Regions from separate parts of the Homo sapiens genome. Here region 2 is linked to region 1. Evidence: chromatin contacts called from ENCODE Hi-C or POLR2A ChIA-PET data. All regions are on one chromosome and are shown on one strand. The core of a region is the stretch at or near the end of the contact, and the rest is flanking DNA. Distances in the headings are between cores, read along the strand shown. Region 1 overlaps GOLM2 (golgi membrane protein 2). Region 2 holds the start of SPG11 (SPG11 vesicle trafficking associated, spatacsin).

Evidence for each region. Hi-C counts contacts between places; a loop is a spot of excess contacts on that map. ChIA-PET counts read pairs that join two places held with the same protein, here RNA polymerase II (POLR2A). Pooled maps may share reads with other maps.
Region 2: a loop to region 1 is called in a pooled map, with 3 times the contacts of the local background. The contact joins the promoter of SPG11 here to the enhancer-like site in region 1. A Hi-C loop is called at or near these places in 1 of 168 maps with a recorded cell type or tissue (CD14-positive monocyte), 2 of 37 single-sample maps with no recorded cell type and 4 of 50 pooled maps. POLR2A ChIA-PET finds 5 or more read pairs at or near these places in 1 of 52 experiments (Panc1).

What each region holds. Positions count from the first base shown.
Region 1 is chr15:44,304,594-44,310,835 of GRCh38, forward strand. All of the region lies in intron 1 of GOLM2 (golgi membrane protein 2), which reads left to right. Among named protein-coding and RNA genes, the nearest start is that of GOLM2, 19 kb to the left of the region's middle. Within about 2 kb of position 3,943, at least 3 of the 41 ENCODE cell types and tissues checked have a DNase peak (open chromatin) inside an H3K27ac peak, as active enhancers do.
Region 2 is chr15:44,660,483-44,666,724 of GRCh38, forward strand. SPG11 (SPG11 vesicle trafficking associated, spatacsin) reads right to left here and starts at 3,180. Exons shown (of 40, transcript NM_025137.4): 1 at 2,909-3,180; 2 at 1-134. The coding sequence starts at 3,165. It overlaps PATL2 (PAT1 homolog 2), which reads right to left. Exons shown (of 18, transcript NM_001387263.1): 17 at 5,910-6,059; 18 at 5,250-5,489. The coding sequence ends at 5,471. RefSeq lists enhancers at 2,275-2,414, 2,524-3,480, 2,955-3,434, 3,475-3,644.

The DNA of each region.
Region 1 (6,242 bases), core at 2,693-5,192:
ACTTAGGCTGAATGCAGTGGTGCAATCACAGCTCACTGTAGCCTCAACCTCCTGGGGTCAAGCAATTCTCCCACCTCAGCCTCCTGAGTAGCTGGGCCACAGGCCTGAGCCATCACTCCTGGCTAATTTTTAAAAAATGGTTTGTAGACCAGGGTCTTGCTATGTTGCCCAGGCTGGTTTCAAACTCCCATACTCAAGTGATCCTCCTGCCCTGGCTTCCCAAAGTACTGGGATTACAGGCATAAGCCACCGTGCCTAGCCTAATTCTAGGTCTCTTGCTATTTGTACCACATCTGCAGTTACTTCCTCCACTGAAGTCTTGAATCCCCTCAAAATCATTCATGAGAGTTGGAATCAACTTATTCCAAACTCATGTTCCTGTTAATATTTTAGCCTTCTTCTATGAATCACAAATGTTCTTTTTTTTGAGGCACAGTCTCTGTTGCCCAGGCTGGAGTACAGTGGCACAATTCATGGCTCACTGCAGCCTTGACCTCCCTGGACTCAGGTGATCCTCCTATCTCAGCCTTCCGAGTAGCTGGGACTACAGGCACATGCCACCATACCTGGCTAATTTTGTATTTTTTGTAGAGGTGGAGTTTTGCCATGTTATCCAGGCTGGTCTCAAAATCCTAGGCCCAAGCAATTTGCCTGCCTTGGCCTCCCAAAGTGATGGAATTAATGGCCACTGTGCCCAGCCACAAATTATTATAATTTTTTTTTTGAGACAGAGTCTTGATCTGTCACTTAGGCTGGAGTGCAGTGGTGCGATCTCGGCTCACTACAACCTCTACCCCCTGAGCTCAAGTGATCCTCCCACTTCAGCCTCCGAGTAGCTGGGACCACAGGTATGGGCCTCTACACCTGGCTAATTTTTCTATTTTTAGTAGAGACAGGGTCTCCCCATGTTGCCCAGGCCCGTCTTGAACTCCTGAGCCCAAGTGTCCACCCGCCTCTGTCTCTCAAAGTGCTGAGATTATAGACGTGAGCCACTGCACCCAGCCTCTACAAATGTTCTTAATGGCATCTAGATTGGTGAATTCTTTCTAGAAGACTTTCAATTTATTTTGCCCAGATCCATCAGAGGAATTACATCATGGTAGGTATAGCCTTATGAAAGGTATTTGTTAAATAATAAGATTTGAAAGTAGAAATTACTCCTTGCTCCATGGGTTGCTGTTAGCAGACATGAAAAGATTAATGTCCTTGTAAATCTTCATCAGAGATCTTGGGTGACCAGGGACATTGTCAGTGAGCACTAGTATTTTGAAAGGAATCTTTTTTTTAAGTAGTATATCTCAACAGTGAACTGAAAATATTCAGTAAACCATGCTGTAAACAGATGTGCTATCATACAGGCTTTGTTGTTCCATTTATAGAGCGCAGATAAAACAGATTTAGCACAATTCTTAAAAGCTAGGATTTTAGGAATGGTAAGTGAGCGTTGGCTTCCACTTAAAGTCACCAGCTGTCCCTAACAGGAGAATCAGCCTGTCCTTTGAAGCTTTGAAACCAGATATTGACTTCTCTGCAGCTATGAAAGTTCTAGATGGCATCTTCTTCCAATAGAAGGCTGTTTCATTTACATGGAAAATGTGTTGTTTAGTGTAGCCACCTTCAGTGATCTTAGCTAGATTTTCTGGATAACTTGCTGCAGCTTTTTCATCAGCACTTGCCACTTCCCCTTGCACCTTTATGTTATGGAGATTGCTTTTTTTTTTTAAACTTCATGAACCAACCTCTGCTGGCTTCCGACTTTTCTTGTACAGCTTCTTTACCCTTCACCCTTCATAGAATTGAAGAGAGTTAAGTCCTTGCTCTGGATTAGGCTTTGGTTTAAGGGAATATTGTGGTTAGTTTGACCTATCTGGACCATGGAAACTTTCTCCATATCAGCAACAGTAAGGCTGTTTTGCCTTCTCGTTATTCATGTGTTCACTAAAGTAACACTTTGAATTTCCTTAAAGAATTTTTCCTTTGCATTCACAATTTGGCTGTTTGGCACAAGAGGCCTAGCTTTTGGCCTGTCTATGTTCTTGACGTGCCCTTTTCACTAAGCTTAATTATGTTTAGCTTTTGATTTAAAGTGAGAGACATACAACTCTTTTACTTGAACACTTAGAGGTCATTGTAGTATCGTTTTGTCTCAGGAAATAGGGAAGCCTGAGGAGAGGAAGAGAGATGGGGGAATGGTTATTCCATGGTAACTCCCGTTATCGTCTCCCCAACCCTTGGCAACCTCTATTCTACTTTCTGTTTCTATAAAGTTGTTTATTCTATTTACACACACAACATTTATTGATTAAACTCACTGTCCTCTATGAGTGCAGTTTGTGGTGCCCCCAATTATAATAATATTGAAGGTCACAGATCACAGATCACCATGACAGATGTAATAAAGAAAATTTTGAAATATTTTGAGAATTATCAAAATGTGACATAGGGACATGAAGTGAGCACATGTTATTGGAAAAATTGTGCCAATACATTTGCTCGATGCAGGGTTATAAGAAACGCATAAAGCAAGGTACAATAAGACAAGGTATGCCTGTATCCAAGTTATACTGCTTATCATCAGGGACTTGTCTCATAAGCTGGAAACTAACATGATACTAATTCTTTTTTTTTTTTTTTTTTGAGACAGAGTCTGGCTCTGTGGCCCAGGCTGAAGTGCAGTGGTACGATCTCCGCTCACTGTAAGCTCTGCCTCCCAGGTTCACGCCATTCTCCTGCCTCAGCCTCCCGAATAGCTGGGACTACAGGAGCCTACCACCACGCCTGGCTAATTTTCTGTATTTTTAGTAGAGATGGGGTTTCACAGTGTTAGCCAGGATGGTCTCTATCTCCTGACCTCGTGATCCGCCCACCTTGGCCTCCCAAAGTACTGGGATTACAGGCGTGAGCCACCGTGTTCAGCCCACATGATACTAATTCTCAATGGGCAGAATGAAATAAAACCATTTATTGATATAGTGCTTTATGATTGTTCAAAGTTTATTATATGCATAAGTCATTTATTTGGGAAAGTTGAATACCATGTGGTATGTGATAGGGATAGAAAGATAGTAAGATTCCCGTTCTTTGAAGAAGTGAGGGAGGCACACATAGAAAAATAATCCATAATGCATGATTAAATGCTATAGTAAAGCTGCTTACAAAGGGGTTTGAGAATACAGAGGAATAACTGATTAACTTCCTCAGGAAGTCAAGAGCGAAATAATTCACTGAAAAGGTGATCTTTAGTAATTTAACAAAATGAGAAAGGGATAAGGACAGGAGGAACATAAATGAGGCCAGGAAAGCTGGAAAGTATGTTGTACCTTCACAGAAGGTCAAGCAGTAGAATAGGAGAGTGTAATATAAGGTACATGGTATTGAGAAGTAGGGGAAATTATGTCTGAGTTAAAGCTATTTGGGGCCAGAATAATGATGATTATTGTTATTACTATTTTATTGTGGTAAAACATCTATAACAAAATTTACTATTTTTACCATTTTAAGTGTATAATTTAGTGGCATTAAGTACATTCACAATGTTGTGTAACCATGATTACTACCATCTATTTCTAGAACTTTTTCACGATCCCAAACCAAACAAAACCTCTACCCATTAAGCAGTAATTCCCATTGCCCTTCCCTCCAGCCTGTGGTAACCTCTATTCTAGTTTCTGTGTCTATGAATTTGTCTATTCTAGATACCTCATATAGGAGGATTATACAATATTTGTCCTTTTTTATCTGGCTTATTTCACCTAGCATAATGTTTTCAAGATTCATTTATGTTGTAGCATGTATCAGAACTTCATTCCTCTTTATGGCTGATAATATTTTATTATGTGTATATACCATGTTTTGCTTTTCATTCATCTGTTGATGAACACTTGAGTTCTTCCCCTCTTTCAGTTATTGTGAGTAATGCCTCTATAAACGGTGGTGTACAAGTATCTGTTTGAGTCCCTGGTTTCACTTCTTTTATGTCTAGCAGTGGAAATGCTGGGCCATATTCTATATTTAACTTTTTTTTTTAGAGACAAGGTCTCTTTCTGTCACCTAGGCTGGGTACAGTGGCATGACTGTGGCTCACTGCAGCTTTGACCCACCTCAAGCGATTCTCCCACCTCAGACTCCTGAATAGCCGGGACTGCAGGTGTGTGCACCAAAAGCACAGGCAACAAAACTAAAAATTGACAAATGGGATTACATCAAATTGAAAAGCTCCTGTACAGCAAAAGAAAACTATCAACAGAGTCAAAAGGTACCTACAGAGTAGGAGAAGATATTTGGAAATCATATATCTGATAAGGGTTAATATCCAAAATATATAAGGAACTTATACAATGTAATAACAATGAACAACCTGTTTTAAAAATGGGCAAAGGACTGGAATAGACATTTCTTGAAAGAAGACATACAAGTGGCCAACAGGTACAGTCATATGGAAAAATGTTCAACATTATTAATCATCAGGGAAATGCAAATCAAAACTACAGTGAGATACTATCTCACACCTGCTAGAATGATTATTGTCAGAAAGGTGAAAGATAACAAATGTTGGTGAGGATGTGGAGAAAGGGGAACCCTTGAACATTGTTGGTGGGAATGTAAATAGCCATATGGAAAACAGTATGTAGTTTCCTCAGAAGTTAAAAATAGAACTATATTATGATCTGGCAATCCCACTTCTGAGCATATATTTAAAGGAAGGCTACCAGGGACTAGGGGAAGGGGCAAATGGGATGTTGGTCAAGGGGTACATAGTTTCAGTTATGCAAGATGAGTAAGTTCTGGAGATCAATGTATATAAGCATATCAAATCATCAAATTGTGTACCTTAAATATATACAATCTTTAATTGTCAAATATCCCTTAATAAAAAAGTAATTGAGAAAAAAGTAAATAAAATAAAAAAATTCTATGAGATTCCCAATTTATTGTTTTAGCTAAAAAGGCTAAAAGCTAAAGACTTTTTTTTCTTTTGTGTTGTTTTTAAGCCAGTCAAATTTAGCAGTGGGACTTTGTAGAAATAGTAAAGAAGACATTCTACTCCTTTACATAGTAATAGCTAATGTTTATTAAGCCCTTACCATGTGCCAGCCAGTGTTGTTAACACTTTATCTCTGGCATAAACTTTTTGACAATGCTATGAGTCAGATAATATTTTCTCATTTTATAGATAAAAGAACTGAAACAGAGAAGGTAAACAGTATGTCCAAGGAAATAGAGCTAACAAGTAGTGAATTCAGAATTCAGACTCAGGCAATCTAATTTTAGAGGCCCCACCCCCTCACCAGCTTTTGGTTTTTTTTTTGATACGGAGTTTCACTCTGTTGCCCAGGCTGGAGTGCAGTGGCATGATCTTGGCTCACTGCAACCTCCGCCTCCTGGGTTCAAGTGATTCTCATGCCTCAGCCTCCTGAGTAGCTGGAACTACAGGCAAATGCCACCATGCCTGGCTAATTTTTGTATTTTTTGTAGAGACTGGGTTTTGCAATGTTGGCCAAGCTGGTCTGAAACTCCTGACCTCAAGCGATCTGCTTGCCGTGGCCTCCCAAAGTACTGGGATTACGGGCGTGAGCTGCTGCACCCAGCCAGAGCCCCTTCTTTTAAGCACTATGCTATTGGGTTTCTGCATAGTCACAGTCTTAATTTACTTTGTGCAGCATTAATTACATGATGCAAGTTTAAGAATTATCCAGAGAAGAGCAATTAAAATCACCAAGGGATGAAAGGGTACTCACAAGAGAACCAACTAAAAAGACTTGGAAAGGCTGGGAGGCCAAGGCGGGAATCTCTCTGAGATTAGGAGTTCGAGACCAGCTTGGGCAACATAGTGAGAGTCTCTCTTTCTCTCTCTCTCTCTCTATATATATATATATGTATATATATATATATATATACACACACACACCCACACACACACACACACACACACATACATATTCAGATAGCCAGGTGTGGTGATGCACACCTATAATCCCAGCTACCTGAGAGATTGAGGTAGGATCCCAGGAGTTGGGATCAAACTCCTTTGATCCCAGGAATTTGAGGCTGCAGTGAGCTATGATTGTGCCACTGTACTCCAGCCTGGATGACAGTACAAGACCCTGTCTCAATCAATCAATCAGTCAATTAAAAAATACATAGGCCAGGCACAGTGGCTCACGCCTGTAATCCCAGCCCTTTGGGAGGCCAAGGCGGGCGGATCACGAGGTCAGGAATTTGAGACCAGCCTGACCAACGTG
Region 2 (6,242 bases), core at 1,930-4,429, 360 kb after region 1:
ACAAAATGGTTGCATCACATCTTCCATCTTTCAAATTAAATTCATAGATAAGCAGTTCATAATTTTCACCAAGAGCGAGCAGTTTGGGCTTTTCAGTTGGTGTGCTGCTGTTACGAGAATCCTCCCATAGAAAGCTAAGAAAAAAAGTTTAGATTTATTATATTCTATATCCGCAATAATATTTACCCACAATGGTGGGGGTAGAAGGGTTGAATAAGTAGAGAACAGTTTAGTTGACCTGGTATAGTCATTCTACACTTCAATCTAAGAGAACATAAACTGCTCTAGGACCTCCCTCCTCTTCCCGCTTCCCTTTTACACCAACACGAAAATACAGGAGTGGGTGGTAAAAAACAAAAATGTGGGGCTCAGAGCAAGAAATGATGGCTCCATTTATTCTTTCATCTTTAATCCCAACTAGTATGTTTAAACAAACTGTCATGATCAAGGGTAGGTATCAACAACAAAATATGTATATTATTTATATGAGGTGGTATTCACAATAAAATAGGCTTTTGATAACTTAAATGTTTTGACTTTTAAAAGAAAGTGATTATTTGTATTTATAGACTGACGATTCCAAATCTTGAAAAACTCTGCCTAATAGAACCTTCCGTGATGGAAATGTTTTATATTAGCATTGCCCAATACAGTAGTCAATAGCCACATGCAGCTACTGAACACTTGAAATGTGGGGCAACTGAGGAACCAAATTTTTTACTTTAACAGCCACATGTAGCTAATGACTACCATTACTAAACGGTAGAGTTACGGAATTCTTAAACTGAAATGTCAAAATAACAACACTGGCAAGACTGATGGTGTTTCAGCTTCAAATTAAATATTAAAACTAAATTACACATTACAAATAAAAGCCCCAGATTTGAAAATAACACAATGAAAGAGGTGAGGCTATACCATGCTGATAAAATTTCATCTTTTAAGAAACTTGCTTCTACAGAAGTAGTGTTTTATACTTCTAGAGTAGTATATAAAACTACTGTGGTACATACATGATTTAATTCAATTAGTAATAAAACTAATAAGAGTACATAATAGTATTATGTACTATTATGTATTTTATACTACTATAGTAGTTTTATACTATTATAGTATTAATATGTCCTTATTAGGTAAAAAAAAGACATTTTTCTGACTGTTCATATTGATAAATGTAGAAAATAACCTAAATGTCAAATATACAAAAGGTTAAACTAAGATATACTTAAAAGGTAGAGTACATCATTAGCATAGGGACAATATTGCCACATGGAAAGACAGGAAATTTTCAATGCAATAAACAAGATATATGATGTAATTTCAACAATATTAAAAAGACCTATGTACTTTGAAAAAGTAGGAAGTAAACTCTAAATACTATAAACATGCCCTTATTTTTAACCTATGAAGTATTTTAACTGAATTAAAATTCAATTCAACTAAAAAAGTTAAAAAGTCCTTTCTTGGTCCTCCTCCCCTCTAATTTCATGAACTAGCATATGAACGCCCCCTTTATTTCATCTCGGTCTTACCTTCCCTGCTGGGTTCTCAAACACCTAAAGATTTCGGCTTTTCTTTGCCCCATTCCTCTCTTTACAGAGCCACATTCATAGGTACTTGATACTGCTAAATAAACTAATTTCCCCTAAACTAGTTTATAAATAACTTAGTTTATAATAAGTTTATAAACTAAACGCAGAGATTCCTCTTTCGAGCAACTAGACATCAAGGGTAGAGAAGACAAACCCAGAAGAGTTAAGCATTCACTGATGTATCAAATGAATCTCTAAATGTCAGGAGCTGTTAGAGGAGCTGGAGATTCCAAGATTAATAAGACACCTTTTGGCTACTCATCTTAAAGAAAGAGTTGTGAAAATACTTACTATTAATAATTATTAAAAGAACAGGTCAGGCTCAGTGGCTCACACCTGTAATCCCAACACTTTGGCAGGGAGAGGCGGGATCACTTGAGCCCAGGAGCTTGAGACTAGCCTAGGCAACACAGTGAGACCTCATCTCTACAAAAACTAGAAAAATTAGCCAGGCCTGGTGGTGCACGCCTGTAGTCGTAGCTGCTGGGGAGGCTGAGCCCGGGAGGTCAAGGCTGGCTGCCGTGAACCGTGACTGAGCCACTACACTCCAGCCTGGGCGACAGCGACCTTATCTTTAAAAAAAAAAAAAAAAAAAAAAAAGCAGCAGCCCACTCAAAACACTAAGAGGGCGTTCCCAAACTTTATGATGTAAACTCTTAAGTACTGAACCAAGAGTTACGGAAGTACAAAGTAATGCATTATTGTAATCATGTTTGTCTTCCCCAAACATGCGCGCCTCGCAAGAAAGAAGTGTCTTACTCAACTTTTTAGGCACTGCTCCTATGTAACAGCAAGCACACAATATTTGCTGAATAAATGAAGGGACAAACTGGACTCTGTCCTTGAAGAAGAGGACTACATGTGAAAGAAAACGCTATTCACTTCAAGGACATGAAAAAAGTATCAGGATGATTCAAATTAGAGATGATCCTCAGCTGGCATCTTTAACTGAAAGAAATGGGCATGGGACTCGACCCTGTGACAGTTAATCAACCTGTGTTGAATAATGAAAGAATCAGCGCCTCAGCTGAGACCCGTTCCGGGTTCGCCGCAGGTGGCAATGGAGCTGGGTGCCGTCTCCGCCCACCCGGAACAGGAGAGCTGGGCTGCCAGAATGCAACGAGGCGAGCGTTTCAGGTCGGGGGAAAGGTTCTGTGAGGAAACCACGCTCGCCTCTGGGGCGTTTCCTGCAGCTGGCACCCTTCTCCCGCCACCTCTATGGCTGCAGGGAGGCCTCGGCGTGAGCCCTTGGGGCTCAGTCAGCCGAGCCTAGGCTCTGGACTCCCCCAACGGCCCAACTCTCCCTCAGCACTTACTGCCAGAAGGGGCCCTCCAGGCAGCAGCGACCCCCGCCCCGGCTGCCAGGCGTCAAAGAAAGCACTTGGAGGCTGCCCGCAGCCGTCAGGCTCCCCAGAGCCTCCGGCTGTGTGCGCAGCTGCGCCCGGGAGCCGAGCTGCCCCATCGCCTCGGCGGGGACTGGCACCAACAGCATCGGTAGAACCCGCCCCATGGCCGCGGTGCCCCAGCTACCGCCGGCGGAAGCAGCACTCGCGACCCCTTCCTCTGCAGCCATCTTGGCCCGGCGGTTACTTCCGGTCACTTTCGCCGGAACCTGACTGCGTCGTGGGCATGCGCGGTGTACGTAGCGGCTCCCGCTCGGCCTCGTGACTCCCGCGGAGACCTCTCGGCTGTCTCCGGTCGATTCCATTCGTTTCCTGTGGGGGGCAGTACCAGCCTCTCTAGCAAAGCCACATCTGCCCTGACGCCAGTCCCACTCTGCTTAACTGCTCTGGCATGCTTGAAGGCCTAGCTTAGCGTAGCAGGCCGTTGCAGCCGTTCTCGCTCTGTGGCATTGCTCTTTGCCTTCTTGGTCCAGCTGCCTCCAGCTCCCTTGGAACCCAGTTCCTGCCTCTTTTCTTCGCTTTTCTTATTGTGCTGTTCGCTTACAGGCTCTGGGGTGGTGCCATTTCCTTGGTAGCATGGACCGTCTTACAGTGTGGATCCATAGTAAGGGTGTTGACCCGAAATTTGAAGTCAAATAATATCCATTGTAACAGTCAGAGAGACGGGGTAAGTAAGGGGTGGAGATGGTAGAGAGCTCCTGTCTGTTTTCTCAGGGAAGTATGATCCAAGATCAAGAGAAGGAGAGGAGCAAAGAGTTTGAGGTGAGAAGAGGGGTTGAATAGGTATTTTGGTAAAGTCTCCTAAAAGACAACTGTACCTTCTTAACACATCTTCCACATTCAGAACATTTCAGCATAAATGTAACCTCTATTGACAGGCCTCCCCAAGCCATTCAACCTAAGGTCCCTTCTACTGCAGTCTCTCACCTAGTTTTGTTTTTAATCATAGTATTTATCACTACTTGATATTTTCTGCCAGTTCCTGTCCAATAAGAATGTAAACTTCAAAAGAGCAAGGACTTTGTTGCTCACCACTGTCCTGGCTAGTACCTAAAACAGTGCATGTTTCATGAAAGGTACTCCCGCATTTGTTGATCAATGCATGACCTTATTTGTCAAAATAAAAGCAAACTTTTTTTTTCTTTTGAGATGGAGTCTCGCTTTGTCACTCAGGCTGGAGTGCAGTGGCGGGATCTCGGCTCACTGCAACCTCCGCCTCCTGGGCTCAAGCAATTCTGCCTCAGCCTTCCCAGTAGCTGGGATTACAGGCGCACGCCACACCCAGCTAAATTTTTGTATTTTAGTAGAGACGGGGTTTCACCATGTTGGCCAGGCTGGTTTCGAATTCCTGACCTCCGGTGATTTACCTGTCCCAGCCTGGAAGTGCTAAGATTACAGACGTGAGCCACCGTGCCCAGCTGAAACCAAACGTTTTCTATCACAAGGGAGATATATTCAACCTTCTAAGCTTAGCTGGGGCTGTGTTCTTTCTGTAAAAAATGGCAACGTTAAAGCAATTTCTAAGGTTACACTTGTGTTAGCTACAACAAAGCCTTGTCCCTTATAATCAGGACAGTCTTCTCATGCCTGTAAATCCCAGCACTTTGGGAGGCCAAGTTGGGAGGATCACTGGAGCCCACCCTTGCCAACATAGGGAGACCCTTGTCTCTACAAAAAAAATCAAAAAAAATTTTTTTTGAGAGTTTTGCTCTTGTTGTCCAGGCTGGAGTGCAATGGCACAGTCTTGGCTCACTGCAACCTCTAACCTCTGCCTCCTGGGTTCAAGCGATTCCCCTGCCTCAGCCTCCGAGTAGCTGGGATTACAGGCGTGTGCCACCATGCCTGGCTGATTTTGTATTTTTAGTAGAGACGCGGTTTCTTCACGTTGGTCAGGCTGTTCTCAAACTCCCGACCCTCAGGTGATCTGCCCACCTCGGCCTCCCAGAGTGCTGGGATTACAGGCATGAGCCACTGCACCTGGCCAAAAAAAATTTTTTTTTAATATTAGCTGGGTGTGGTGTCACATGCCTATAATCCAAGCTACTCAGAAGACTGAGGTGGGAGGATCACTTGAGCCTGGAGGTCAATGCTGCAGTAAGCCATGATGGTGGCACTGCACTCCCACATGGGTGACAGAGTAAGACCCTGTCTCAAAAAAAAAAAAAAAAAAAAAAAGAAAAAGGACATTCCTGGAGCACTCACACATAGGATAGCCTTCATTACAGGTTTTAACTTACAAGCAAGTTCCAACACATCATTCTATTATCTCTTTAATTATACCTTATTATGCCATGTCTTATTTTTAGGCACATCATTTAGATTTTTGAAGAAAGGATATGAAAATGGGGAAGGGTTCTCCAATATATAAAGGCATAAGAAATGTCTTCAGACTCTCTGGATCCCTGTAAACATAGTCTATGTAGCTAGTGTCTGATGATTCAACTTCCCACATACACGTATTCCAGAACAAACAGATCAGTAAATCCAGGCAAACCTATAAAGAGAACAGATATTAACTGCAAGCACAATTCTACTTTGCAAGTATTTATATGATTTAATTAGTATCTGACTCTTTCTAGCAGTAATTCTGAGGACAGAGATGACCATGTTATTCATGCTTATATCCTAGAATAGTTGTCCCTCAAGTATTTCTTGAATGAATAATTCAGGTTCTTAAATTAATTCTTGCCCTCAAATAGGTTAGCACTATAAATGACCAAAGCACCTGGAATAAAAGGTTGGCTGAAGACTTAGTCAAGAATGGTTACTCAGTAAATGTCAGTGTGTAGAACCACTTCTAAAAACACATGATCCTTCATGCTCATAATTTAGAAGAAGGAAGTAGTGAAGCAAGTAACAGAACATAGATTGGGCTTGAACAAGGGGCTTTGACCTTGTTTCTGCCATTACTTACTCCATCCTGGCCTCCAGCTGCTGAACCAATTGTTTGTCCACGTGGTGACAGAACAGGGGAAGTAGGTTGCTGGGGAAAGCTAGGGGTTCTGCCAGAGAGGCTGTAGGCATTTGGGCTATCTCCCAGGCAATCAGAACCACCATGTCTGTCCTAGAGAGCATAAATATAAATATAAGCAAATAGATTTGCTTAAGAAACAGACTCAGGGCCAAGGTTTCTTATTATCTTTCCGTTACTACTACCATTGTCCCCCACCCCCAGGTAGCAATTCAGAGGTAACATTTGCATGTTTGGTACGTGCCAAGCAATGCTTAGTGCTTTACACATTTCCCT